Linked DNA regions of Homo sapiens: region 2 is linked to region 1. The links are chromatin loops, found by intact Hi-C in ENCODE. Cell type or tissue: K562. All regions are shown on one strand. Region 1 overlaps THSD4 (thrombospondin type 1 domain containing 4). Region 2 overlaps LRRC49 (leucine rich repeat containing 49).

Evidence for each region. Hi-C counts contacts between places; a loop is a spot of excess contacts. Peaks named below come from ENCODE experiments on the same cell type or tissue, not always from the same donor. Only the 100,000 strongest peaks of a DNase experiment are listed, where the experiment ranks them.
Region 2: it touches region 1 in a loop (3-fold over the local background); 51 of 110 quality-filtered maps call a loop at or near these places.

The regions. Positions count from the first base shown.
Region 1 is chr15:71,447,612-71,450,111 of GRCh38, forward strand. The region is part of intron 7 of THSD4 (thrombospondin type 1 domain containing 4); the gene reads left to right. Among named protein-coding and RNA genes, the nearest start is that of THSD4-AS2, 240 kb to the right of the region's middle. In K562, a CTCF peak has its summit at 1,173 (motif pointing right); no DNase peak of the experiment used is centred here.
Region 2 is chr15:71,010,130-71,012,629 of GRCh38, forward strand. The region is part of intron 13 of LRRC49 (leucine rich repeat containing 49); the gene reads left to right. Among named protein-coding and RNA genes, the nearest start is that of THSD4, 100 kb to the right of the region's middle. In K562, a CTCF peak has its summit at 1,562 (motif pointing right); no DNase peak of the experiment used is centred here.

The DNA of each region.
Region 1 (2,500 bases):
TACTGGCACATAGCTACAGGCATATGTGCTAATATTTGTTGAATATAAAAATAAAAGACAAAACCTGAGTTGTGTCAATTAGCGATGACATTCTCCTTGCCACAGAAACCCTAGAGTGGTTTAACCAAAAGAGATACTGTTTTTCTCATGGAACAACTCCAGAGGAAGAGGTCCTGGGCTAATAAACATGCACTTACAATTCATCACAGGCTTGGGAGCCTTCTAGAGTCTTGTTCTGCTCTCCTTGGCATGTCACTGCATGTTCTCATGAACACATCCTGGCTCTTCCACCTCCTGAGTCCATGTTCCAGGCAAAAAGAAGGACTAAAGGTACAGGTTACTTGTCAATTGAATCTGTGGCTTTTCCTCTGGTAAACAGTAGCTTTCTCGGCAGCTCTGCTTACTTGACTTCTGGTTATATCCCATGAGCCAGGCACAGATCTGGTTTTACGGGACAATGCCAAAACAAACATTGTCAGGGTTCTGTTAGGGTCACAAGAAGATTTACTCTATTTCTTGTTCTGTCTGCCTGCTTGAAACAATAGCAGCCATTAAAAGTTGTTATGTGGAAGTCTTGTATTATATACTAGAAATGGGCCTTGTAAGAATGACTTGTATCATATTGTCCACATCCTCATTGAGAATATTAAGAAGACAATGTTGAGAAGACTGACGCCCAGAGAAATGTCATTTGCCCAAGGCAAAATCAAATATTTTGGTGGCAGAGACTGCTTAGGAAACAACCGGTCCTTATCTCAAGTCTAACTCCCTTAACATTTGGGGGCATTTCATAATTTGATCTTGAGGTAATAGATATTAGATGTATTAACTTCTTTTTCCAGCCTTACATAACAAAGTCTTCAGAAACAGAAACCGTATTTGCGTGGTTTGCTGTAAGTAATGCCTAGTATGGAGTCATGTAATGATTCTTTTAAATTTAAATTTAAATTATTGATTTTTGTGGATACATAGTAGGTATATTATGGGGTACATGAGATGTTTTGATACAGACATGCAACGTGAAGCAAGCACATCATGGAGAATGGGGTATCCATCCCTGAGTCCTGTAATGATCTTAATGCAGTCCTTCCTGCTTTCTCTGCAGGGACTTTTAGGAAGATGTAGGAAGGAATGATTTGTCCACTGTGGCTGCAGTTACCTCCATTAACTCTAGATGGCACTCATGCATTGATTGGGAAACCAGTCACTGATAATATTAACTGCCTGGTAGAAACTGACAAATTCTTCAGTCAGGGTGGTGAAAAGTTAAATATAGGTGGCTCCCAGGCATGGCTGGGTGAATAGATTGGTCAAAGGAGAAGTGGTGAAAACTGGGGACTGGCTGTAAACACATTTCATGAGTACATACAAACCCCCTTGCCTTCTGTTCATTCTCCCTCACAGCAGCCAAAGTGGGCAAACCAGAAAATGGACTGGCCAGCCTTACCAGTGTGCCTGTCTGACCAGCGGGCGACCTGGTCACTGCCCCAGAGGGTCAAGGGAAACCTATTCTCCTTGGCCACATTCCTTGAGATGGTGATCACAGAGGACACTCAGTTGCCACATCAGGACTTTGATATTCAGATGGAAAAGGCTTATATGTTGATTTGAGTTAGTAATTAGGGCTTTTAAACTGCTCTTGTCGACATAAACACATACACTATTATTCAGTACTTCTGGTTTAAAACTCTTGTTCCACTGAACACATTATTTGGGGGTACATTGATACTGTTTCTATGTGGCATTTCAGACACTGGTGAAGAACATGAGCTTTGGAGTCAGACTTGGGTTGCTGTCTGGGTTCCATCACCTACTAACTATTGTGTGGTCTTGGGCAGGTTAATTAACCTCTCTGCGCCTCAGAAAATATGGAGGTGATAATAAAACCTACTTCACAGAGTCATTGTGAAGATGGAGATAATTCTGTGTAGTACTTACAGTGCCTGCTACTCTGTAAGTACTAAAAATACAATCAGCTGTTATTTTTATTACCATGTAATCTAAAGACATGAAAGTCACACAGGACAATGATGATAATCGGTTGTCCCCATCCTGTGTAGACATTTTATAGTCACTTTAGCCTGGGTTGTAAAGTGTTGGGAGCAAAATGAGAAGTAAAATTTAACAGTTCAAGTGAAAATAGCGTTTGAGAAGTAAGTAGATTTAATTGGGAGAAAATTGATTTATACCCAATATGCAGGCCCAACTACTAGAAAATGAAAAGCAGTCATCTTAATACCAATTGTTATCCACCTAGTTCCTTGGGTAGCTTTTACCACAAATTCATGATAGAATTTGTAGACAGGAACAAAAAACTACTTAGGATTAAAAGTAGGAAAAGAAACTACTTCCCATATTAAGGTCCTATGACAATGCAAAGAGGTGGATTGGGACTCTGGCCTAGGGCAGCTGTCCAGGGTGGACACGGATGGCCATAGGAGTTGTGATGTGCAAACGAAGGAACAAGGGAAGGAGGGATTGTGTGGGACAAATATATAAA
Region 2 (2,500 bases), 440 kb before region 1:
ATGTCAAAAGGCTAAGAATCTATTTTAAAACTTCCAAAGAACTAAATAAATTGTAAAAATAAAATAGTAACCAGGTTATAGTAAATGGCAAATACTTATACTGTTGTTTGTAAGCATTCAGTGAAATAAAATGGTGGGGTGACAGTTAAAAATAAAAATAAAAAATAACTCTTTTATAAGTAATGTGATCTTTGTATTTCTCAAAGTACTTTGCAGACTGCCTGCTATGCAAGAGGGGATAAGGAAGTAAAACCTAAATGTCAACTAATAAGGGTATTGTGGTAGAGAAAGGGAAGAATAAAATGGAAAAAAAAGGGGAGGAAGAAGATGACTTACAAAAAGAAGAGATGAAAAGGAGAAATAAGCCAGGAAGAAAGATAAAATAAGAGAAAGTGAAAATAAGAGAAAAAGAAAATAAAATAAGTATAAGTAAATGTCTGGAAAGCTTTGTTAATAGCTGGTAGCAACCACTGTGCCATGACTACATTGGGTAACTCAGGTCTGGAGCTGAATAGCTGGAAAATTATTAGTGAAAAGTTATTTTTAGATTGATTCTGCTAAGCTTGTCACAAGGTAATCCCCCAGCTACTCAAAAGCCATGTTCTTTTAAAATATTAATTTGGAAGGAAAGAGAGAAGCTATGCTTCCACCTCTACTAAATTTAAACACTCCTCCAGAGGAAAAAAAAAACATCTTTAATATGTTGTTAGTCTTATTACAATATCTCTTGAAATTCAGAAGACCTCTTTATTGTAAGATTAACTGTAATCAACTTTCTGGCACAGTAACTGTGTTTCCCTGCAGCTGATACAGTACAGGTAGATACTTAACTCCAAAAATTCAGCATACTATGAGGAGACTGTACATCTCTGGATCAATGTACAAGCAGCTATATGAAATTTGCATCAACCATGGTATTTCTGTAACCTCAGAATCAGCCATCTGCTGAAGATGTTGGGTAAATCTGAATCTTCAGATGACTTTTAATTTCTCCAGCTAGTTCTCAAGAGGGTTGGCTCAGTCTTGTGTACTCATGTATACTATTTGGTACTTCCCCCGAGGTGAGGTTGTGAGTCCCTGGAAGGACCTAATAATTAGTCCTAAAGGTTTTCAAAGTTAGCCCAGACTGGAAATAGAATGGTTATTTTTACTGTGGGTGACTGAGTCTCCCTTAATTGAGGTAACACACCGTTACCTCAGTTAACCCTAAATGGTGTATTTACCCAGATATGGATTATTACTAGAATAATACCCATTATTATCAAACTTTGAATCAGGAAGGAATAGTGTAGTTATATAAAGTGGAGAAGAATTAGAAAGAATTAGAAAGAACCAATATAATTTATTCTGATTTAAATTTCTGAAAATCTCAATGCCAGGGATATTTGACACTTTATTAAAATACCTAAAATATATTCCTGTTTGTTAGGTCCTTGACCTTAGATAGTAATGTTACACTGCATTTTTACTTCTCTGTGTATAAAAAAGAATGATATTGCTTGAGGTAGAATTAAATTGAATTAATAGCATCAAGAAAACATGGAGTAGTGGCCTGCATTGGCCACTAGGTGACTATATTGGACCAAACACTACTTAGTTATTAGCTAAGGAAGAATTTGAAGTCTCCTTAACTGTGAAGATCCAGGGAAGGGAAGAGAGTTAGCCTGCACTGATTCATAGGTATGTTTGTGAATTATTGGTTTGTTTTAAAGAAAATGCCTGTGAAGAGTATTACAGATAGTGTCAGGAACAAATTTTCAAAAGATCCAAAATTTAATTATACCAGGGTTTCTAAACCTTGGCTCTGTTGACATTTTGAGCCAGATAATTCTTTGTTGTGGGGGCTGTCCTCTGCATTGTGACATGTTTAACAGCAACCCTGGTCTCTACCCACTAGATGCCCGTAATGTCCAGAAATAACTAAACATGTCTCCAGACATTGCCAGTTGTTCTGTAGGGGGCAAAATGGCTCTTGGCTGGGATCATTGAATTATATATAGACAAAAAAACAGTATTTAAAATGTAAGCAACCCTATTTTATATTAAAGAAAATATCCCCAGATAGTAATACAGGTACTGCTTTCAGCTTTTAGTACTTTCTTGGTTAATGTAAGAATGGGTCCTCATAGGGTATACTTGTGACAAGTTATTCTTTTTGGGGAGAAAGACTGATAGAATGAACAGGAGCATCCTTGCTAATTCAGTGAAAGTTCCATCTCTCAGGAAGGGACAAAATTATCCCTATAGGAGCAAGGTATGACCAACACCTTGGCTTACCTTTGACACATTATTAAAATGAATCTATCCCATTGATACTTGGGAATTTTTTCCTCTAAATCATTCTAATCCAAGAAGCTATAGGATTTCTGAAAAAAAAAAATACTAAAAATTGAAGGTACCTCAAGTGTAATTCTCAGGAAAGACAGCTTCTAAATCAGAGCTGACTCATCACCTCCAATCAGCTTCCATCATCATGAACCACAATTATACGTCTTCATTT